2 separate regions of the Homo sapiens genome follow, and region 2 is linked to region 1. A link is a loop called in an ENCODE intact Hi-C map of the cell type or tissue named here. Cell type or tissue: B cell. All regions are shown on one strand. Each heading gives the region's core, and the rest is flanking DNA. Links, peaks and the distances in the headings are about the cores only.

Region 1 (12,705 bases), core at 2,755-10,754:
TATATTTATTTGCTCAATTGAGGATCATTTGCCACTTCTCTGCCCACACATTTTGTGAGCACTTTTTATGATTTATTCCCTCATCTTGCTGCTTCCTGTGTATTTTTTCTTTTAATAAATATAATAGAAGCATTGGATTATAAAGCTGGAAGAAGAGATCACAGTGTCATTATCCAATCCATCCCTCTTGATTTTATACCGTCACTTGGAGATTTTAAAACATTTGTCCAAAGTGAGATATTAGAATGTATTAGAAAAAAGACAATTTAGATTTTTCTTACTCTCAAGTTTATGATTTTACTACTAAATTACATCTGAACTTTTAAACATCTATGTTAAAGGACTCCAGGGGAATAAAACTGACATTTACTCAGTACATAATAGATGTTGGTGCTATATTTTACATGTTCTTTCCACTATCCTGTATAACTACAAAACCGAATAGCTTAGAGGATGCACACTTAAATTATAAAAGTAATATTTTATGATTTTAAATTACTTTGTTTCCTTAAAAGTTACATTGTTCTCATCAGTACTTTGGCTTTCCTCTTTTCAAAACAAAAAGGCTAAACTTTTAGTATATAGAATTCTTAACTTATGTAAGTTATGCCAGATGTTATAGTTTCCATAGTTTCTAAACAGTTGTCTTTGAAAAGAGTAAAATGAGGATAAAATGTAGAAAAGGTCCCTTGACCATCCAAGGGCATTTTCCCCCATGGCTGGGAGATAAAAGACAATCCACACATACAATAACCAATCAGCTATCATTTATCAGAAATGCCACGGGTATCCCGAGTTCAGTAAGTCCCCACCCCAACCCCCAATGTACTCCTGCCCTCTGTATTCATTTCCTGACTCTATTACTGGCGTTACAACCCATCTACCATGGCATTGAAGCTTAAACTTAACGTGTCATCCCCAATCCTCCTTTTCCTCATTTCCCACATGCAATCAGTACAATACATTCTGCTCAATTTTTCAAATTTCTCCCATTTCAGATCCTTTTCTCCATCCCAACCTCTACCACCTTGGTTCAGACCCTCAAAATCCCTCACCCAAATTATCATAGGAGTCTTATAATTGATCTTGCCTCTATTCCACTTGCTCCATAATGATTTATCTTCACATCACCACCAAAGTAACCTCTTTTAAACCCAAATTGTATCATGTTTCTCTCTTATTTCCAAGTGCACGATGGCTCCCTAGTGTCTAAAAGATAAAATTCAAACTCTCTCCATTATGTGGCCCTCTGTCCATTTCTTCAGTTTCATCTATCATTATACAATGTCCCCTCTTCCTATCACCAACCCCACATTCCATCATTTAATCATAATGGGCAACTTACTTCCTTATCCTGAATATGTTACATGGTTTCACTCCTCTGCATCTTCACTTATCAATGCTCGGTCTACTCAGAACACCCTTCCTCCTATAATCCATCTGATGAACATTTATCATTTTCAATGCTCAAGTCATGGTTCAACTCCTCTTTGAAGTCCTTTTTGAACCTCTTCCTCCCCATCCCAGTGGAAATGACCATTCTTTCCCTTGGTTCCCCAGCTGAACTTTAATGAAAGGATTTGTGGCAGGTTTCATGTGTTTGCTGACATGTCTATCTTCCCCCTTCTGGAATATGGGCACCCTGAGCAGGTACTCTGTCCTATTCAATCTTTATTCCCATAGTCTTGTGTAGAGTCTGTCACATTTTAGGAGCTCAATTATGTGTACTGAATAAAGGAATGAATGAAGCAATGAACAAAGAACTATACAGGACATTCTTGAAGGAATACATTTAAAAGTAAGATTAAATACCCAAAATGATAGTGACCTAAGCATATTTACCTTTCATAAATTTCACACTTTTCTATTTAACACAATGTTATTCACTAAGAATTTAGGATTTATTAATCTGAGGAAATTTGATCACCCACGTATACAAACATTTATCACCTAGATATAGAACTTCATAAGTTGTACTAATTTTTAAAAATTAATTTAATGGAATGTCAAAATGAATTATGGTCAACTATTAATTATCTGACAGGATCTTAATAGCTATCCTGGCTTATCTAGGACCTTCTCACGTGCTGCTTCTGTCACTCAGCCATGGCTTACTTTTCTAAGCTGGCTTTCATGCCTCTAATTATCCTGCTGCTGGCAATGAAAAAGCAACAATCTGTCTACAGCCTAAGTGAAGGACACTGAGGAGAATAAGAGGAGGAGAATAAGAAAAATGGTTCCTGAACATGAGATAATTTGATACAGTACACAATCTGCACAAACAGAATCACAGAATCATGGAACTCGATGAGATCATATGTATTTATCATCAAAATTGCATAACTGATTGCTTTGATTTTTTTGTCTTACACCCAAGAAAGACTTCCCCAGTACCTCTGCATTCTACAGAATTGGAACAAATATCTGCTACTGATTTTCCTTTGATAATTGAAAGGTGTAAAGACCTAAGTAAGGTATAAGAAATCACTATATTGCATTTAAATCTACAGAAATTTTTCAATAGAAGATATTCACTGAGATTACTAAAAATCACAAAATTTTATTTCTAGTACAGCCCCAAAAATAATTTAACTTTGTAGTTAATAAATTAAACACAAATTATTGAACTATAATAATTTGCTCACTAAGTTTATAAATGCTTATTCTGAGGAAATAAGTTAATTCTTAAATGAGAAAAAATAAATCCAGCATTCCGTTCATCTACACTCACTTGTAAGGATCCACAAATAACCAAGATGACAGAAAGATGGGTTGGCATTTCTATTAAATGCAAAAACAACTATGTTCTAAACCTGTGTTGTCCAATATACCAAACACTAATTAGCCACATGTAAGTTAAAGATTCAGTTTCTCAGTGGTACTAGTCACATTTCCAGTGCTCAACAGACATGTGGCTAGTAGCTACTACAGTGGACAGCATAGGTGGAGATCACTTCCATTATCACAGAATGTTTGACTGGACAGCGCTACTCTAATCATGGTGAAATGAGAATTTGCCAATACTTTTAAAATGGTAATACAAGTTCAAATAATAATTTTTTTTATCAACTATTGGGCAAGAAGGGAAAAGTATACATTTACAAATGGGAAAAAATAAATATAAGTACTGTAGTAATTAAGGCTTTAAGTACATAAAATTAGTTTTATGTGGTTTAATTTGAAATTCTACTATATTGAATCTGAAAAGATAATGATGATAAAAATCCAGAGAATGGTACAAGAAAAAAATAATCTTTTTCACTTAAGATTTTAATATACCAAATAAAGTCATGTTTGAAAACTGAAATGTGCTATAATTGTCTAAGCTATTCTGTGTGTCTTAGCATCGGCTATTCTATTGGATACAGAGGCTGTTCAGCAAAGTGGTTAGAATTTCAGGTTCTGAGGTTACAGTTGCCTCAACTTAAATGTTGCTTCTTGACTTACTAGCTATGCAACCTTAAGCAAGTCACTTAGGCTCTCTGAGCCTTCATTTCCTCATCCATAAATGAAGGAATAACTCAAGTGCTTTACAGTTTAAAAGAGTAAGTAAAAGTTTATACACGGAAAGCATTAGAGAACCTGGCACGTATTAGTCCTCAAAAAATGTTAGTTGTTAAGAAACTTGCATTTTTGTTGAACCTAGTCTACTGGTGGCTTTCTTTGATTAATTCCTACTGACTTTCAAATCCACAGGACAGAGAGATACTCTGGAAAACATTCAAAGATCATATGCGAACACTAGGTCACATGGTAACTTTACGACTTGCAGTCATGAAAGAATCTACATTCAAACCTCTACCAACACTTTTCACCCATGGGCCTCAACATTTTTGCAATGAATGTATAACACAAAGCCCCATAGGCAACCTGGAGGTATAGTATTTTTTTAAAATGAAATAAATAAAAACCCCTCCCAGGTTAAAAGAAGTAGCGTGTTTTTTTGGTGTGTTGGTGACTGGGGCTGGTGTAAAAGGAAGAGACTGGATAAGTAAAACAAACTTAACTGACAAGAGTTTAAAACTTCTCTGAGAATTTTATCATATTTCTAAAAGTTTATGTTTCTCTGTATTAGCTGACGTTTAAATAACTACGCCCAAATTTTAAAAGGAATATATCTTCAAGAGTAATTTTAAAAACACACACAGAGCAGTTAGGTATGTAATAGTACCAGTTATTCTTTCATTAAGTTTTGAGATACATCAATACAATTTCCTAATTCACTACAGCAGAACAACAGGTACCTAAGTTAATGTTATCTCCAAAACCTGTGGAGATGAAGATGGAATCTCACCTAGCTTTTAGGTCTTACCCCAGAAAATGTTAATTCTAATAGAGGGAAAAGGTTCAGTAGAGTACAATACAGGCACCAGATAGTTAAAGTTAACCAAGACCCTTCTAAATTATCTTTATGCCTAACTTCATTCTTCTGGAATATTTTTAGAAATAAGCTCTGGAATCACCTGCCTTTCTGAAGCTTGGTGCTAACTGAACCTGAAATCTTAACTGACTTGATATTTTTAATCAACTTTTCAAATCAAACATTTTCATACAGCAATTTTCAGAGTTCTAATTCCACTTTCCATAATGTTAGCACTTGTATTTTTGCCTTTCAGGTAACTCTTATATATACATATTTTCTTTCCCATTAGACAGTAACATTTTTCAGCTTTTACTTATAGTCTTTAATTGAAACTAAAACATTTGGTGAATATTTTGAAAATAAACATATTAACTGATTATTTATTGATGCTGAATGGAGTCCAGGCATCAGACTCTATTCCTTACTCTGTTATTACTAACAGTATGATCTCAACTCCAGCTTCTTCGGAGGTCAGGATCTTTGAAAGGGAATGATTGTACAGGCTGATCTCTAACATCATATATTTCTAAAAGTTTTGAAAAACAAATTTTCAAGAATAATTCTTTAAAAAATACACAGAACATTTAGGTACGTAATGATGAGTTCTTTCATTAAGTTTAAAATACAATTTCTTTGTTCACTACAGAACAGCAACATATACCTGATAACACTGCTCCAAATGAAATTACAAACATTAATCAACACGTGACATTTCAAATAATTTTCCCTATGACACATAACATGCTATTTTTTTTGGTCACTTCACAACAGCTTTTTAAACTACTATAATGACCTTCAGTTTCCATAAATAAAGTTACACAAAAAGCTGACTAACATACTTAAGAACTAGATTGTCATTAACACTTAAAACATAGAAAAGAATTTATCCATAGAAATAATTTAAATATGTTCAGATAAACATTTAAAGTTTCCATTCTGTTTTCAGTAAATATTCCAAGGTTATTTCACAGCTATGAGTTGCAAATTAATACTAAGGGAGAATTGTTTTGGTAACTTAATAAAAAATATACAGGTCACAGAAGAGTCTATTATCATTATCCAAAATATAAACATTATACAGGTCAGCACTTGCTAATGAAAACTACTAATATAATCATTCTCCAAGCACACTCTTTTGTAACACAATTAGCATGTTTTAAGTTAATAGAGCTTTAAATTAACACAAAAAATGACAACATATCAGGTAAAAATAATTCTTTATACTTTTTGCATTCTTTATACTTCCTGCACAGTTAGTTACTATATTTGTGCAATTTTAAAAAGACAACATAGGTCACGCACGGTAGCTCACGCCTGTAATCCCAGCACTTTGGGAGGCCGAGGTGGGTGGATTACCTGAGGTCAGGAGTTCGAGACCAGCCTGACCAACATGGTGAAACTCTGTCTCTACTAAAAATACAAAAATTAGCCGGGTGTGGTGGTGGGCACCTGTAATCCCAGCTACTCAGGAGGCTGAGGCAGGAGAATCCCTTGAACCTGGGAGGCAGAGGTTGCAGTGAGCCAAGATTGCACCATTGCACTCCAGCCTGGGCGACAAGAACGAAACTCCATCTCAAAAAATAATAATAAAATAACATACATTCTACCTCTACATTGGCTTCTTTAAATCTCCGTATAACATGCTGTGTGTTCTTGGCTTATATAATAGCTCATCAAACTTTTCTGAAGCTCCTGAAAATGAATACCAAAACCTTACTGATGAAACATAAACCACATAATCTGATATATTTATGTTAAACAAAATGAATGACTAAATCCTTCTAAATGAATTCTACTTTATTAATACAGAAAAAAGCTATTTTCTTCATGCAAAGTTATAAAATTAGCCTAATTCTTATGTTACAACCATGAAAACATTACAAGTAATATTTACACAAACTAAAATCACCAGGCCCACTTTAAGTGCTAACATGTCATTCACTCCTGGTGATATAACAAATACCATCTGTTATTTGGACATTCTGAATTATAAAAATATATGAACTTTACAAAGGCAAACCAACTTTTATTTCACAACCATTCTGACACATATATACACACATATATATGCATGTGTATACATGCACACACAAACACACAGACACACACACACCTTATCGCCATACAGAAATTCCATTTTCATGATTTTTTACTGTTTGATGTAAAGTGTGGAGTACCCGCACCTTCCGCTCTCAGAAGAAATTAACCGTGTTCTGGAAGCACTTCAACTCCGAATGACCTTTAAGTTTTACAGGCATTGGTAGCAGATCCTTGAATGTCTAGAGAAAAGGCAAACCTGCCTGGCTTTTTTCTCTAATGGATAAAGTTGCTGTTGGGTCTCATTATGTTTTCCATTCCTAATCTGAAGAGATGAAGGATCTCTAAGGCAGGGTTGTCCACTCAGGATTAGCCTCACTTGCGTAGAGCCAGACTAGCAGCCCCCGCCTTGTGATAAGGTTGGGTCGGACCCAAGTGATGGAGGGAGAAGAGCCAACCTTACCCACAGCACTACCTGTAGCTCCCAAAGAGTCGGCGAGGGGGGAAAGCAGGGGTGGGATGGCACTAGGGACTTCTTTCCTCGGACCATATTTGGGGAAGTGTTCCAGAACGTGTGCAAGTCCTCCTCGCTAGAGTGAGAAAGGGAATCCCAGGGAACGCTCTTCCCAGGATCCCCACATCCGGCCCTTCGCGTTCAGCTCTCAACGCGGAGCTGGGGGGTCGGAATGGAGGAGAAAGGCAGCTGGTCTCCCGGCCCCCCAGAACGACTCCCGGCGGCCGCTGCTAGGCCTGGCCCGTGCCCGCGGCCTCAGAAGCTGCGACCCGGAGGGCGCTCGGTGCCCCGCGCCGGCCCGCCCAGCGGATACCCAGACCCGGCCTTCAACTCACCGCTCTCCACCTCGCTGCCTTTCTTGGCGGTCGCCGCGTTCCCCATGTCTGGGGCGATGGCAAGAAGGGGTCAGGGAAGGGAAGGGGGGCTGGGGCCGTGCCCGCCACTCCACAGTCTGGGACAACTCCCGCGTCTGCACCCGTCAGAGCGGTGAGTGCGCCTAGCGCTGGCGCCAGGAGTCCGGGCGCGAAGACCGGGCCGGGTCTGAGGAAAGGGCTCCAGCGAACTCCTTAGCACCGGCAGCAGCAGCGGCGGCGGCGGCGGCGGCGGCGACGGCGGTGGCAGCAGCAGTGGCGGCGGCGGGCAGACACTCCCCCTTCGCGCGGTCCGCCCTCTCTGCGCGCCCCCGGGCAGCCGCGCGCCCAGGCCAGGCCCTGGCCCGACTGTATCTTCGCAGGCGGGCGCGCGCGCCGGAAGTGACGCGCAGGCCCGGGACCCCGGGGGCGGGCGGTGGACCCCCAGCTGGCAGAGCCTGGGGCGGGGGCCTGAGGTGGCGTGGACCGCTTCTTCCCCCGCGGTCGCCCGGGCTGGCGCTCGCGTGCCCATCGCTGAGATAGTGGGAGGTGGAGTGGGAACCGCTAGCTTTGCAGAACGCAGAGTCCCTCCTCACCCTGGCGGTCCCGGTGCCCTGGAGTGCAGTCGCGGAATACTGTTCAGCGGCTCGGGTGGTTTTCCTTGCGTCCCGCCACGCGGCGGCTCCTCACTAAAAGGCTGCCTTCTCCCCACAGCTCCAGGTCCGAGAGGAGCCGCACCGTCGGGTTGGAGATCGCGCGCAAGGGTGGCCTCTGGGTCTGCATCTGCCCCGCATCGGCCACAGGAAAAGCCTGGTCCCTAGGCACGGTCGTGGTTCGAGCTTTTCGTTCTCTCGCACATTGAGGTATTCGCTCAGCCCACCACGTTGTCCTCGGGGTTATTAGGCCCCAGTCACAAGCCCTATGATGTTTTCAGACTTCCCAGGTGGAGATAAAGGAAAATTTTACTATTTCTGCAGAACTTCTGTTGATGTACAGCATTGTATTTAGCAACTTCTGTGTAGATCTGAAAATAAATACATTACCAATTGTTAGTTGCGTTTTTATTAATATAAATCTTAGAGTACTTGATTTTGCTGTTAGCTTTACTTAGGTAAATTATGTGGCACTCTAGCATTTTTGTTGTTGCATGTTCCATTGAACTTTGCTCTGTGTTTTCCATTTATTCCAAATTCAAAATAGACTGTAACTTCCCAATTTATTCTATGTTCCCAAGGCACCAGGCATAGTAGGTGTTTTATGAATACCTGTTGACTTGAAATTTCTCAGACTTTTAAAAAATTTTTCATTACTGACAAAAGATGGAGCGATAAAAAGATTCTTAGTACACTTCCTATTATTGCCAATTCTATTAGTAATGTATACTGCATTACAACTTCTATACAAGCAGTAACTCATTTGCTCCTCATAAGAACCCTATGAGAGATGTGGTTTTACTGTCATCATTTTAGGAGCAAATTAAGGCACAAAGAAGTGACTTACCCAAGGTTACACAGCTATTATCTGGTGGAAGCAGGATTTGAACCCTGGCAATTGGGCTCCAAAGTCTGATCCTTTGTCTATAATGTTGACAAAAACTTGTGGATGTTGTGGTAAATTGCTTTCTCTCCATTTGAAATCCCATTGAGTTGAAGAGATAGACGCATAGTGAGTATACGTCCCAAGGAAATGTATTATATTGTTTTCTGGGTTTCAGTTAATTCAAATAAAATAAAAATAGTGAAGCAAAGATTTGGACTAGATGCTGTGAGGTTTTGTGTCAGCATGCAACAGTGTCACAACAGTGTCATCACCACGTTTGGTTCTGTGTTGTGGATGTAATATTTTGCCCCACATACATAGAAAGTTCAATGAATAGCACTGAACCACATATATACCAAATTAAAGACAACTTTTGATATTATGTATTCTAGAGGGAATCTTTCTGGTATCAGAATATTCATACTACTGTCATTGGGATGAGTTTTAAATGTATACCTTTTTAAATAAATCCTCTTTAATAATAAAAGTGGTTGTGTGCATAATTTGGCACTTTAACATAATTTTGAATTCTAGGTCTCTAATAAGAGGGCAGCCATCTACTTAGTAAATCATTAATTTACAAAGGAGACAATTGAGAGCTATTACGAAAATGGATACAATATAACTATACCTGAAAAACTAATAAGTAAAGCAAAAAATCAGCTTTACAAATTGTCTCCCCTTCTTTCTCAATTTAACTTTATTATTGGTTAAGGAAATAAGTTGTTAATGATAGAGAAAAAGTGATCAGCAATTTAAATTTCTTGCTATTTTTCTTTTTTCTGTATACCACTTTTTTCTGCTTCTTATATTAGCTTGCTTTTGCTCTGCTTTAAGGAAGATTATACTTTAAAAGTATAGTTTGGTAAATAGTTTTTAATTAGTTAACATGCACAATCATTTATTTGTAATTACAAACAAGTTGTTTTTCATTATTAGAAGAGTTTTCTATAGGAATTCATTGTTTATGTAGCATCTAGAAGACTATGTTTTATGAACTGGTTTTTTAACATTCTGGAGGGGGCAGAAATTTCAACTGTCCAGTTATTCATGAATAATTGGAGGTTTCATGGGGCAATTTCTATCCTTTGCCACGAATGACTGCTGTACCCTAGACACAAACAGAGATGGAACTGTGTAATTTTGTTTCCCTAGGAAAGCAGATGCAGTAAGAAGGGACTCATTCAGAGAAAAGATTTTGAGTCCCCTTCCATATAATATTTTTGCTAATCTGAGAACATGTAGCGCTGTGTAAAAGGGAAAATTATACCAGTGGTAGCTGCAAACCTACATAAGCCAGATAACTATGTTAGCCCCATTTTACAAATGAGTAGAACAAAGGTTCAAAGAAGTGAAGTAAGTTGGCCAAGGTCACTCAAGTGGTAAGAGGCAGAGCTCTAGATTATATGCTCTCACTCTGAAACAAACATAATCTAATCCTCATTAAGATTAGGTTTTTAAATCCGTATTCTGCAGATAAGAAAACTAAGGTTTATGAACAAAGAACCTTGGCACTCTTCTGTCTAGAGCCACCTCTTTACTCAGGAGTGAGAAAAGGGGAGAAAGTTAGTAAATTTTTATTCGAATTTATTTTGTAGTTTCTACTTATATTGCCAACTTGATTCCAAGTCCTTTTAAAGTAAAGCACCCTCAAAACAATGTATGTCAGAAGTACTTGTTTATCTTAGAGTGACCAATAATGAAAAACAACTTGTATGTAATTACAAATAAATGATCGTGGATGTTAACTAGTTAAAAACTATTTAGCAAACTATACTTTTAAAGTATAATCTTCCTTAAACCAGAGCAGGGGTAAGCTAATTTTGTTTTTATATCATATTTTACATGAAATAAATGCAAGTGAGAATTTAACCATCATAGAATTACAATTTTTTTGAATGATAATTAATCATCCATGTTGTCTAATATTTTATTATTGTATGGTATATACCAAACCAAAAGATACCACATTAAATACCAGGCAAACAGCAAAGTAATATTTCCAAAATGAGGAAGTAATTTTATGGCCAATAAATTACAAATATGATAATTGTTTTAAATCATTCTAATACAGTACAAAGTTTTCTTGTTGGGCGTAATTCTAATCCTTTTGTTCAATGATGAATTTTTTTTTATCTGAGTTTCAGTATTCATCTTTTTGGATATTCCTTTACAGATAGGGAAACTAAAACAATTGACTCTGGTTGAGTAACCAAAATATTAACAAAAATGACCTAGTGCCAAAGTGGAATTATAGCTTCTGTGTTTCACAGAGGGACTGGGATACAAACTGAAAGCTTTAAGGAAAAAAAAAAAAAAAATATATATATATATATATATATATATATATATAGTAGGACGAGGGGCCACAAAACCAACTTTTTTTCTTAATATGAAATTCTCTCTTTCAGAAAAGTTTATGTTTGGGATATTCTAATTATACTAGTGTATTTATCAAAACTATGCCTAAATCTCTGTTATTTCAGTGTTATGCATTTTTTGACATGTACCTGTAAGACAAAAATAACACCCAAATTTACAAAATGTTTGCTGATTTTTGAAATCAAACATGGCACAAAAGCTTTCACAAAATCTCAGCCTTTATAATCACATTATCTTTGATCAAGGTGAAAAGGGGAAAATCTGGTCCACAAAATTAAAATTATTAATACATTTATAGGATTGATAGTGACAAAATAGAATGTTATGTAGTGAAGTAGAAAAGCTTTGAGCATTTTAGTCAGAAATATCTGGGTTCATGTTCTGGTTTGGCCAGTATCTACGACGAAATATCTACGAAATATCTAAATTATTTCATTTCCCTTGACTTAGTTTCCTGTGGTGTGAAGTTATATGAATTAAATCATATAGTCTATGAAAAACACCTAGGATAACTTTTGTTATGTGATAGGCACTCAGTAACTATAACTGTGTCCCCCAGTCCTCAATAACATTCTATTTCCTCATGTTTATGTTTCAACAAAATCATTCAACAAATTTGATTACAACAAATAGAATAATAATGAGTTTGTATTATATGCAAAGTATTATGAAAGGGACAAAAATGAACAAAATCAATTCCTTGTCCTCAAGAAGTTTTTGTGTAAGGCAAGATGAATAAATAAATCAGTAATTATATAAGATAAATTTGTACTATAGCATAAATGTAAACAACTACTCAGGAAACATAAAAGTAAGTGCCATTAAATCATAGATAATTTAGCATTGAATTTTGATGTTTGACAGATGGGGAAGATCATTGAGAACTAAGAACAGCTTGAGCAGAGGTTTCCATGGAAATTATCCCCAGGTCATACTAGACCCGATGTTATGGAAAGATGTAGTAAGAGTTGCGACTTTCCCACTGGAATGTAAGCTATGTATGGAGGAATTTTGATTTTGTCATCACTGTATCTGCTATATCTAGCATTATGCCTCGTATATAGTAGGTACTCAATAAATATTTGCTGAATGAGTGAATAAATGAATAAATAGTAGGTTCAGATCAGATTGTATTTATTTGGGGAAACCTTAAATGCCACTTAAGAAATATAGGCTTGTTTATTATGCAATAGAGAACTTGAAGATATTTAAAGAGAGAAGTAATATAATCCCACATTTTATTAATAAGGTATCTTTAATAGTAATGTGATGGATATGTTGGAGAAACAATAGATTGGCAGCAAGATGACTATTGTAGTAGAAGAATGACAGGAAATCATTCAACAGTATATCAGTGGAAGAAAAAAGAAAGGATCCATGTCAGATACTTGAATGTTAAGATCTATAGAATTTGTTAAGTGTTAAGACTCCTTAGCATAATACAAGTGATAGAAGCCCAATTCAAACTAGCATAAGAAAAAATAAGCAGAACTTACTAGGTCACAGAACTAGAAAATTTA
Region 2 (12,705 bases), core at 1,547-9,546, 79 kb after region 1:
GAAAAGCTATGGAGACAACATAGAGTAAGTGAGTAATACAATTATTAAACTTAACATGTTAAACATTGTCATAGTCCATTCAGGCTGCTATAACAAAATACCATAGACACAGTTCTGGGGCTGTAAAGTTCAAGATCAAGGTGCCAGCAGATTTAGTGTCTGGTGAAGGCCTGCTTTCTGGTTCATATATGACGCTTTCTCCCTGGTGTCCTCACATGATGGGCAGGGCAGGGTAGCTGGCTGGGGCCTCTTTTATAAGGCATTAATTTCATTCATGAGGGCTCTGCCCTCATGACCTAATTGTCTTCCAATGGCCCCACCTTCTAATAAAATCACATTGATAATTAGGTTTCAACATATGAATTTTGTGGGAACATAAACTTTCAGACTATGGCACTTTCTTTTTGAGATAGGGTCTCACTCTTTCACCTGGATTGAATGCAGTGGTGCAATCATCGTTCACTGTAATCTCGAACTTCTGGGCTCAAGTGATCCTTCCACCTCAGCCTCCCTAGCAGCTGGGACTACAGGTGTGCCAATTTTTTTGTCGAAACAGGGTCTCACTTTGTTGCTTAGGTTAGTTTTGAACTCCTGGCCTCAAGGGATGCTCCTGCCTTGTCCTCTCAAAGTGTTGGGATTACAGGCATGAGCACATATTAATATAGTACATTTTATTCTTTGAATACACACATACACACGCACACACATATATATACACACCCCCACCCACACACACACACACACACACACATATATACACATATATTTCATAGTTCCCTAAAACTTTTACAAAACAAATCATGTGCTTAGCTGAAAGGAAAACCAAATTCAAAGAAGTAGAAAGCTTACAGGTTACATCCTCTCACCACAGTTCAGTAAAATAAATTGGAAATAAAGAAGCACATAATAAGACAAACCTTGTATGACAGAGGAAATTAAATAATATAGAAATGTCCAGAAACATTGACAAATCAAACACTCTAAAAATAATGGGACACAGCAAAAACTGAACTCAGAGGAAAATGTGTTGCCTTTAATTATGGAAGCAGAAAGGTGAGTACAAAGGCATTAAGTAAGTAATGAGTCCATGTAAGAACAACAACAATAGCAAAAAGAAAACAAAAGAAACTCTGAAGAGGTATCAACAGTGAAATTATTAAAATAGATAAAATGGTAGAAAAGAATGATAAATTCAAAGATTGCTTCTTTAAAAAGACAAATAAAATAAACATCATGTGAACCTGCTAAGGAAAAGATAATAAGATCATAATTAGACATGATCAATTGTGTGAAAGTAGGAAAGAGATTAAAAGAATTCTAAGTAAATACTAAAGATGATCCTAGCAACACATTAGGAAAATAAAACCTAGAAGAAGTGAATACTTTCCTAGGAAAATATACATGATCACAACTGACACAGAAGAAGTGAAAAACTTGAATAGACCAATTATTACAGAAGAGATTGGAGAAGTGATTAATGATCTGCTATTGAAGAAGGCCACAGGCAGATGAATTCACAGCTGAATTTTTAATCTAACTATTAAAGAACGGATAATTCCAATATTATTTAAACTATTGTAAGTCTTAGAAAAAAATGGAAAGTTCCCCAGTTAATTTCATGAAGCCAGACTAACTTGAGTACCAAAGCCTAAGAAGGAGTAAAACAACAATTAAAAGTACAGGCTGATTTCATTTCTGAATATAGCTGCCAAATGTTTAAATAACAGAGAATACAATAGAGGAATGAATCACGTGAATAACATGGTGTGAAAAAATAGGCTTTATTAGAGGAATGAAAAGGCGGTTCAATATCAGGAAGTCTAGCTACATATTGATTACATTAAAAATTAAAGGGAAAAAGCCCAACCATTATCAATAAGTTGTGGAAAGGCATCAGATAAAAGTCAAGTGACTTTAAGCAAAATAGAATCAGAAAAAATTTCTTTTATAATAAAGGAAAGCCCAATAGCGAACATCATCCCAAATCACAAAAATTAAATCTTTCACTTAAAATCTGGAATCAGGCATCACCACAATCACTTACATTAGTGATTCTAACAAATATAAATAAAATAACTGGTATAAATTATAACAAATATACATTTTTATATATTTTATAAACAGTCTCACTCTGTTGCTCGGAGTGGAGCCAGTGGCGTGATCAAGGCTCACTGCAGCCTTGAACTCCTGGACTAAGGGATCTTCCCACATTGGCCTCCTGAGTAGCTGGGACTGTAGGCTGGTGCCACCACGCACAGCTAATTTCTTATTTTTTATAGAGACAGATCTCCTTATGTTGCCCAGGCTGGTCTCAAATTCCTGGGGTCAAGTGTTCCTTTCACGCTGGCCTTCCGAAGTGTTGGGATTACTGGCATAAGCCATTGTGCCCAGCCAGAAACAAAGTTCTTGATATTGCTGATATGCCTGTTTTCTTGGAAAATCCAAGGGACTCATGAAAAAACAAGTAATAAGATAATTTGGTGCACTGAATGAATACAAAATAAATTACAGAAAGCATCATCTCTCTGTTCTGGTAGAAGACCCTACAAAAGGAAATGGAAAGAACATTTCATTCAGAATACAAGTGCTATAAAAAATTTGGTACAACTTTGGTAAGAAAGTTACAGAACATATATAAGCAAAATTATAAAAATATGATTGGGAAATGAAAAAACATAAACTAGAAAAGCTTATTATCTTCTTGGATGAAATGACTTACTGTCATGTAAATTCTCCAAAAATTAAAACAAAAGTCTAATGCAATATGACTTTTTGTCTTATATAAAATGCCGTATAATAATTAAAAAGGGCTTAAAGTCCAATATCTATATATAAAAGTAATTTTGAATGAGTATCATTTTAAATTTGGGGCTTTTTGAAGATTTGTTGAGAATGACAAAAACAACACTGAGAAAAATTCTAAACCCTTTAATAAATACATTTTATATGATAAATGTAAAATTACATAATGTAGGTTTTAAATAACAGCCTCTTATTTCCTTCTTAATAAAAGGTGGGATTAAGGGGTTAAGTCTAGAAGCCTGAATGTTATTTTTTGTAGGCCCCATATTGTTTTTGTCCAGTATGGTCTGGTCAAACTTGGCTGTACATTAGAACCACCTACAGAACTTCATAGGAATCTAGTTTCCAGAGTCTCATGCAGGAGTTCCTGCAATCATAATTTTGCAGCAAGAATTTTAGGCATCACTGGTCAAGTTTATGTTACAAGGTTCACTTCTTATTCTTAAATTCAGGGTCTCTTTTCTGAGCACAGAAACCTAGAAAAGGGTATCCAATGTTTAAATCTTCTGTGGGAAATGACTCATTTCCTCTTAGAAATGAGAGTTGAAAACAGGTTTTTAATAATAAATAAAAAATAGATTCTGCTGCAGAGAAACATGCAATGTACATGTTCTCTATAGCAGGAGACAGTAAAAGTATGCTGATATTCACGTCATGTATTGGTTAGTGTTTGAAATCCAGCTTTGTCTCTTTCCAATTGTGCTACCTTTGACAAATTAATACACCCTTGTAATTCTCAGTTTCTTCATTTATAAAATGGGAGTGATAATAGTACTTACTTCACATAATACTAGTTACTCAAACACTAATGATTTAATAAGTGTTAGCTAAACGCAAAGAGAAACAACACAATTAAGCACTCTCTTCAGCAAGAATAAGTTGAGAGGTTAATGTCACCACATGCTTTGGTAAGAGACCAACACATAGCAGGTACTGGAATATCTTGCATCAAGATTTAACATTTTGTGGCTCACAATGCAGTTTTATCAAAGGCATTAAGTATTCTCTTTCTCTCTAGCTCTCTTCTTATTAGTATCATTTAAAAAGTAATATTGGAATGTTCCCAGATCATGCTAGTTTGTGAATACAAATGAGTTCATGTTAATATCGGTGCCTAAATAAGGTTTAACAATCATCTTGAGTTTAATAATGATTCCCTTGACCCTGCAGTGCCTCCCTAGTCTCCATCATTTGCAGCAAGAAATCCTCAGCAGTGTCTTTCAGGTGCTCAGGAATAATACCACTCCTGCTTTACTGCTCTGGGCTCCTACTTAAGTTACCTTGACCTTGTATCGGCCACCAGTGTTCTTTATGAGAATATACCCTCACTGGGCAGATCAGTTCCTATCGCTGGCAAGGCTGTATGGAGGTCTATTTCAGGTTGGGTGAGAGAATGGCTCTCTTGCCAGCTCCATGCTGTCATTTGTCACCAGGCCTAAAGTAGTACTTCTTAGAACTTAAATTTCACAAAGTCATTTGTGGGGAAGATGATTATTTAGCTTCTGGCCCTAAGTTCTTTACACAGCAGGCTCAAAACCATTTGAGGACTCTGAGGAAAGCAGGGAATGCAGGCATCACACCATTCCTTCCACTTCTTTTGACAATTTCCCAAGGCTGCCAGCACAAAAATTCCCCTTTCTTCATTCAGAAACATATGTTCCAAGAGTGTCAACTTATACAAACAGATTGCTGCAGATGTCACTGGCCCATCCGCACCACAAATCATAAGGCTCTAAATTCCTTTCTATATCCCTATCATCTAACATCTGACATAAAGCACTAACTCAGAAGACGCCTCATCTACATGTGTTCTGTTCCTGTTGTTGCCTTTGAAAGTGAAACAACTGCACATGGAGAGAAGAATCACACATTTCTGAGCCTGAGGCCAGTCTGGCCACTGGGGACCCAATGCTCCTGCTCCTCGGCAACATGCAACTTTGGGGATTTCTGTTTTGCTGCTGCTGACGTGTGAATCTTTACAACAACCATTAACATAGTAACAATATCATATCATACAGAAACAATTTAATTTTATTCCTGATTTCTCAAAAAGCTTTCTTGAGGTGACGTTAAGTGTTGCTAATACCTCTGTTACTTAACATTTTTTTTGATAAGGTATATGAGGACCCATGATAATAGGTTTATTGAAAAATTCTTGCCCCTTCCTAGGAATGGAAGAATGATAACATGTAATGTAGTAATAGTGCATGCATAGTGTAAAGTGTAATACAGTGAAAATAATGATGTAAAGATGATTAACAAGAAGGCAGTGGAGAATTCCTCTTCAACCTCATGTGACCTTGACAGTGTATTGTGACGCTGATGTTCGGCTAGTTCTGGGTGAAGTCCAGCTTCTTCTTTCTGATCACTCTTCTTGCCTCAGGGTGATGCCTACCCTGGACACCTAACTGCCCCCTCTCCATTCTAAAACCCCTTCTCACAAAGGAAGGATAAACAGACTCACATTCAAGTTGCAATCACAGATGTGACACGGTTTAATGTATATCGTTCTCAGAGGCATTCTAGGGGAAAGGAACAAGTCAAAAACTCCAGGTGGCAATGTCTGCTCTGCCGCTTATGATCGTGAGACTAACCCAGCACGACAAACCCTGAGCCCAGTTTCTCACCAGTGTCCTTTATGAGAAGATGCCCTCACTGACCAGATCAGTTCCCAATGCTGGCAAGGCTGTATGGAGGTCTATTGCAGGTTACCAATCTCACAGGAGTTTTTAGAAGAATAAATGAAGAAATGAAAATGAGACTATTCTCAGCACAGTGGTCTATAGAAAGTGCTGAATTTATGTTGATTTACTCAACGAAGGACAAAACTTTAAATTGTGAAATTTTATATTTTTTGGGATGCACTTGGAGGGCCTTTTTTTTTCCTACCTTTAATCACATTTTATAGGTAGTTGCCAATTCTGTTCTATCTTTTCTTTTTTTCTACAGGGAAAACTGTACACTTGTCCTGATCTTCACCATGCTCTGAAATGAACCTGTGTGAACCCAGCGTGACAGAAGCAGGGACCACAAAAGTCTAAGGAATTCATGTGTTAGGACTTCTTCCAGTTCTATACAATTCATTTTATGAGAAGACATGATTGCCTTCCCGTTTTCAAGACACGCAACTCTAAAATGGTGAACAATGAACCTCGAATATTCTTTAATTTCTGCAACAATCTTCTGTAAATCTTTATCTCGAAATGGCTTCCTAAATCTACATTTTTTTACAACTGCCGTGGTTCAACATTTGCTTAGCAGGAACTCTAGGTCAGAGCTGTCCCTCAGCATCTACGGGATGGGGCCCCACCTGATTTTATTTCCTAACTTTCGAGCTGGCCTCAGATACCCGTTTATTCTTTGCTTCACAAAGATGCTTAGATAAAAGATCTGAAGACTCTCTTCAAAGATTCAAAAAGCTCCACTGTTTTGTGGGAAGATGTCTGTGGTCAGATAGGCAGGTGGATCGGGCGCCTAGGGCCCGGAGGTAGAAGGAGGTGGCCGGAGGCGCTCAGGCCAGCGCCTCTCGCATCTCTGAGGAGGGGCGCCGCCCAGGCGCTCGCGTTGCTAAGTCCTCTGTTTGCCGCGTTCTAAAGGAGCCCCGAGCGGGACCAAGGCAAACGGGGGGGGGGTGTGTGTGGCCCGGGAAAGCTCGAGCAGTGTCTTCAGTAAACCCCCAGAAGAGGCAGCGGCCCCTCCGTTGATCCCTCCTGTCCCCAGGACCTCCTGACTCCGAGGGGGCAGAGGATTCCCCGAGTCCTTTGTTCCTCCCAACCGTCGCCGCCCCCGGCGCCCGCGCCTCTCGGCACGTCGTGCACCCCCGGCCGCAGCAGGCGAATGGTCTGGCCCGTCGGTAGCCGCCACCCGCTTGGGCAGCGACAGCTGTTCCAGGCACTCCGCGTCGAGCACCGGAGTCCCGAGCCGTGGCTGCCACGGGCGGTGGGCGGGCGGAGGAGAGCACCGGACCACCAGTGCAGGCTGCCGAGTCGGGGCGGCCGCCCACGGGGAAGCTGCGAGGCGCGGGAGCACCTGGGGGACCGCTTGCAGCGGGGACGCGAGGACCCGGGCTGGGCTTTCCTCACCCGGGTGAGTACCTGCTGCCGCCATCCTCCCCCGACCCCCTTCCATGTCCCCACGTCCCCAAAGGCTCCGCCCTGGCCCTCTTTCCGGGCCCCCATCCCCGGACTGTCACTGCTCTGGGGACACCGTCCCCGCTGGGAGCCGCGGAACGGGGAGCTGCTGCGTTCGTGCAAATGATTCAGCACCATTCGTGCCCTGAGAGGTTTGGGCAGAATGGGGGAGGGAGAGGGCGGAGGGGACGGGGTCAGTTGCTGTGATCTCAGCTCAGTTTTTAGGCTCCAGATGGGAGACTCGGGCGGGCGGGGTCGGGTTGGGTGAACGAGGAGGCTCCCTGCTGGTTTATTCTGTAATTCCGTCGTTTTCCCACATCGTGGTATAAGCCTCCGCGAGTATGCGGGGCATTCTTGAAAGGGTATCAAAATGCCCTTTTCGCACATGCGAGTGAAGTCTAGGGCCCTTGTAGGTACCTCTCACTTTCTCCACATCTTGCTCTGTTGGATGCCTGACTCATGCCATCATCCACTTATATCACATCGCAGCGTTCCCTCGACTGATGTAAAAGATACCCTATGAAAGTTGCCTTGTATTCTGGGTGGGTTTGATTGATCCTGGCATAGAAAGAAAAGATTTAGGAGAGGTAGGAAATAATACCTTCATAGCCTAGGCACTTACTTTTATATATCGTATTTTATTAAATCATCATAATCCAGAACCAAATGTGGAAACTGAGGAGCAGGGAAGTTAAATTACATTCTCAAGGTCACAGAACAGGAATTCGAATATAGGTTTTCCTGACTCTATAGTCCATGGATTTTCCACTGTATTAATGGAGTGTGTCCAAGTGTACATATATATGCTCTATTAGATATTAAACATAGAATTAATTAATTGAGGAGTAATCTCAAACAACAGCAACAACAACCTGTAAACTTTCTGCATAAGGAATTATTGCTCCTTCAATATGAAAGAAAGATGCTTTGAATCATGTGAAAAATAATCTATTTTCTTAGAAAGCTTATGGCAAAAAATATGTGAACAACACTACATAGGAGAGTGAGGTCATAACAGGAGATGTTCAGCACATTTTTGGCAGTGATATTTGGTGGATGCTCAAGTGTTGGAGAAGTCGATTAAAAACGTAAGAAGAACTCTGGAAATCTTTTTCTGTCTTAAATGTTAGGGAGACATTTACAGTAATAATAGTTACTTAGTTCATGAGGTGTGCGACTGAACTGCACCCCACAATAGGGTGACAGGTGAACCCATACTAAGATAATGTTACTTGATTCATTACAACTCTGTGATATTGCATAACAGGTGATAACTCCATTTTACAGACTAAGGAACAAAATTCAGAGAAGGTTCAAGACCACTCAGTAAGCCATGGAATTTGGACAAGCCTTGACTCTTAGTCAGTTTAGAAATATGAGTGTTGTAGTAAAATGTAGTTCTTATATAGTGGGAAACTGAATTAGTTTGTTGTTACCCTGCCGTTAAGAGTCAACAATTATATTGACCTTCTATGCTCCTTCTGTAAAAATAATGGATGCTAGGTCTTTCTTCGCCCGTTGATGGGTCCTTTGACTTGCTTTCATTAGCGACTTACAGATTTTTTCTTAAGAAATGCATCTCTTGTTTATGTCTCAAGAGGCAGGTTGCTATAGTACAGATGCTCATTATCTCTAAATACTCACATAGTATTGATGGTAGGCAGGAACAGAGTCATCTTAGTATGTCATTTCTAAAGTATTGAACCATTTGCATTGGAGAATTCTTTTTCAAGTTAACGGGGGTATTGATAAAGTCCACTGCCTAAATAAGGACATAAAATGGAGGCACAAATTTATATTTGTTGTTCAAACAAGAGTATGAGAAGTGGGGTCTTGTGAAGAGTCTTGAGTTTGATTCCTAAAAGTCATTTCATTTTGTTCTTTACATGGCTATAACCTATATCCTGAACCTTGGCAAGGCATCTTGTAATCCAATCTGTTTAATCCTAAGGGGGACAGCAGAACTGGCATGAATGAATAAGCAAAAATACAATACCACTGCTGTTAAAAAAAAAAAAAGGAAAGTGCATGTCCTGGTGATGGATGGTCAGCAGCAACATTTTAAAACAGAGACAGCACATTTTACTTAGATGACATCACTGAGAGTATGAATATAATACCAACTTGGCTTTAGAACTGCTCTCTCTCCTCTGTCCAATGACTACAGTCTGCAAACCATCTAAATTCCCCACTTCAAGGAACTTAAAGTCTAGCAGGGGAAATTTTACTTACACGTGAGTAATTAACAAATAACTTAGAATTGGCTTAATACCAGAAAAGGGTGGTGCAGACCTACTGCTATAGCGGTACCTTAAGAGAAAAGAGAAATAGTAGAGCCTTGGATGATCAGAGGATCAGGAAAGTCTTCATGGGTTGAAGTGAATTAAATCAGTCTCAGAGACTGGAAGGATTCTGATAGGCAAAGAGAAAGCCACATAAAGGTTCAGCTAAGAAGTGCTCATCTACTGTTTGGATACATGGTGAAAGATCATGAAGAAACTTGAATGTCAGACAGTGAGATCTGTTTCTGATCTGTTAATCATTTCTCTTTCTTACATTCTCCATATCTGTTGCCCCGAGTCCCCTTCCAGGAAATGGTCTGTTTCCTGGGTACTAAAAGGATTGTCAACTAAACTGAGAAAAAGTTTTCTGTGCAAGTACAATTTTTCCTCTTCCAAAGGAATTTGCCTTTTAGCTCCGGCCCCCATTAGATAATTATGAACAATTTGGAAAGTTTAAGAATATAAAAAGGAAAAAAACACCCTCATAATTTGACCAACTAAAGACAATCACTATTCATTTTTGACATGTTTCTTTCCACTTTTTTCATGCGTAGTTTTAATTATGGTATCTATATTACTTTTATATTATTTTTAAATTTAAAATTCTATAACTTTAGTTTTCATTTAATTACAACTGGCTTAATACTAGGTTTAAAATGCCTAATAGCAGGCTTAAAAATGACTACATAATTTTCCATTTGGTAGATGTATTATCATTGCCTAATTGTTCCTCATTGTCACTATTGATGACATCATAATAAACAATTATTGATGATAATAATAGCACTGTGATGAACATCTTTGTGCGTATGCTTTTTTTTGTATTTTGAATATTAGTTCCTTTGCATAGAGTCTCAGAAATAAAATTTCTGGGTTAAAGGGTATGAGGTCTTGAAGTTGCACTATTTTAAGCAAGTTTTGAAACTACTGAGTTCTTATATTAGGCCATTCTTGCATTGCTATAAATAAATACCTGAAACTAGGTAATTTATAAGAAAAGAGGTGTAATTGGCTCACAGTTCTGCAGGCTGTACTGGAAGCATGGCAGCATCTGCTTCTGGGGAGGCCTTAGGAAGCGTCCAATCATGTTGAAGGGGAAGGGGGAGCAGGCACGTCACATAGCAGAAAGCAGGAGCAAGAGAGAGAGTGAGGGGGTGGTGCCACACACTTTAAGTGACCAGATCTTGTGAGAACTCAGAGTGAGCGCTCACTTACCGCCAAAGGGATGCATTAAGCCATTCATGATGGATATGTCCCCAGGATTCAAATATTTCCCACCCCCACCTCCAACACTGGGGAATAAAATTCAACATGAGATTTGGATAGGGACCCATATCCAAACTGTATCAATTCCCAGTGTTCAATTTGGAATACTTACATGTTGATTATAGAATATTTGCATATTAATAATTCATAACACCCAATCTTGTCTGTGGCTCCTCAGATTATAGTCTTTCAAGCAACTTCTTTTGATTAGACTAAAGACTGATTAAATCATGGAGACTGGGAGAAAGGCAGGCAGTTGGTGTTACTGAGGAGAGAAGATACTAAGTTGGAGAACAGGCTTGGTGAGAGTGAGTAAGAGTTGATAGTCAGAGAAGGAGAATATGTGATAGACTACTTTCTGGTTCCAGTGTTGTATTTGTGGACTTCAGCTGTAAACCTCTGCATTCCCTCACCCACAACACACATATCTATCTCCTTCAAATTTCAGTTTATTCTATCCTCTTATATCAGATTCCCAGGTCTCCAGCTTCAGGGTCCTGATATTGCAAGGCACAGCTGTGAGCTCACTTTTGCACTCTAATTTGGGGAATTCACAAAGGTGAGAGCAGGAATTTGGGACCTCTGCTTAGGTCTGAGCAGAAGTCCTGGGCACAAGGTATAAGGTGTAAGGGAGGGACAGTTGACAGACATTAAAGACCTCTCCTGCCTCCCCTGTACATTTGCCAGAGATGACCTTTGAGAACAGTGATTGTCAGATGCATAAAGTTCCCAACATCTCTTCTCAGCATTCAGATGCTCCCCCTCCCCTTGTTCCCAGTATCCTTCCACCAGAGGAAATTCCCCTCATGCAGGAGAGAGACTGTGCTTCAGTTTCCTCTATTCATTGTAGGGATACTTGGCACTACCTTCTTGCAATGAGAAGGGCAGGGGCCCAGTGTTGGACGGGTCCTTTGGGCTCCTGACTTGCTCCTCCAGGTTCTCACCTGAGCTTCCTCACTGTCCTACCTCCACTCTCTTTCAAGGCTGGGAATCCATTGAGGTAGGCAGGCCATTAAGTGTCTATGAGAGCCAGTGGAAGCAGAGCCAAGGCAGATGAATGTGCCTGAGGGCACAACTAGGGAGCAGAGAGGCAGGTTCTTATACTATGCCATCAGTCTTGAGAGACTTGAAACAATGAAAACAAAAGCATCACATTATAAACCAAAAAGAGGATTCCCACCCCACTTTTCAGGTCCTGAAAGAGGATTTCTGATAGAAGCTGGACATTAACATAGGCAGAGTATTTTAGGCAGAATTTGTCCTGTGCTTAGTTGAAACCTATTATTGAAAAGTTTGTAAGCTCTTAGAAGGTGGTAAATCTATCTCCATTTCTCTCAGGCATTATCTGTCAAAGTTGAAGTGAGCTTAGCAAATATTTTTCCTGGAGTTAAGTTAAAGTAGAAAAGTTAAACTTAAATAAGCTTGAGTATTCTCCACTAATCTTTATTTCTGTTATTTCCTATTTGACATTTATCTGTTAACACACTTCTGTCCATAGTACACACAGTAGTTGACAGAGCCAAGATATTGGAATTGTTTTGGCTCTGGGATGGTGAGTGATAAGTAAATTTTCCCCCTTTTTCTTTCACCTTTTATTTGCAAGCAACTAGTTGGCTTATGTTTCCTTTGAAGGTGTAGAGTTAAGTACTCCAGCATTCACTGGGTCTTCTCTGTGGCTGACCCAAAGGTCTCTGATCCTTTCTTTTGAAATTGGTGAGATTGTTGGTCCACTGGGCATATTGAACCATCCACATTGCTTGCTCTTTCTAAATTGTGCTGTAGCACCTGAGCTTTCTAACTTGGTGTTATTTTTGTCTTTCTGCTTAGTTATGTGTAATGGAACAGTATAGTTGACAAAGGATTATTTAGAAAATTTTCATCTCTCTTACCCCCTATTTTGCAGAGTGTGAGCTGGCGCCATGTCTAATTCAACGGTATGGCAGTAGCTGTTTTTATAAACATTTTCCTCCCTCTTCCATTAGTGTATATGTAGTGAAGTTGACTTTTTAAAGTAAATTGAGCATTTTTAGATTTGGAAGGTGGCTCAGCAGTAATCTAGGCAGCAGCTTCAAGATCATTTCAATGCTATTTGTTGGATTGGAATTTTCAGGATGCTTAGATATATCTCTCATGTAAGGTAGGACTATTTTTGTTTTGTAAGTGAAATGACTCCACTTAAACTTTATTGTGTAAAATCTTCTTTAATTGATGTGGTCTTAACACTA

The links. Hi-C counts contacts between places; a loop is a spot of excess contacts. Peaks named below come from ENCODE experiments on the same cell type or tissue, not always from the same donor. Only the 100,000 strongest peaks of a DNase experiment are listed, where the experiment ranks them.
Region 2: a loop joins it to region 1, with 3 times the contacts of the local background. A loop is called at or near these places in 30 of 110 quality-filtered maps.

Annotation. Positions count from the first base shown.
Region 1 is chr1:84,072,916-84,085,620 of GRCh38, reverse strand. It overlaps a transcript of PRKACB not described here. Among named protein-coding and RNA genes, the nearest start is that of PRKACB, 65 kb to the left of the region's middle. RefSeq lists silencers at 7,102-7,181, 7,482-7,871 and enhancers at 7,242-7,291, 7,447-7,972. In B cell, for the core only: no CTCF peak of the experiment used is centred there; a DNase peak (open chromatin) is centred at 7,660; H3K4me3 peaks cover 2,238 bases; H3K27ac peaks cover 1,522 bases.
Region 2 is chr1:83,993,114-84,005,818 of GRCh38, reverse strand. TTLL7 (tubulin tyrosine ligase like 7) reads left to right here and starts at 6,687. Exons shown (of 21, transcript NM_024686.6): 1 at 6,687-6,888. LOC124904205 (a long non-coding RNA gene) reads right to left here and starts at 6,531. Exons shown (of 2, transcript XR_007066195.1): 1 at 6,113-6,531; 2 at 1,766-2,543. RefSeq lists silencers at 6,788-6,887, 6,898-7,027. In B cell, for the core only: no CTCF peak of the experiment used is centred there; a DNase peak (open chromatin) is centred at 6,538; H3K4me3 peaks cover 1,371 bases; H3K27ac peaks cover 392 bases; H3K27me3 peaks cover 3,751 bases.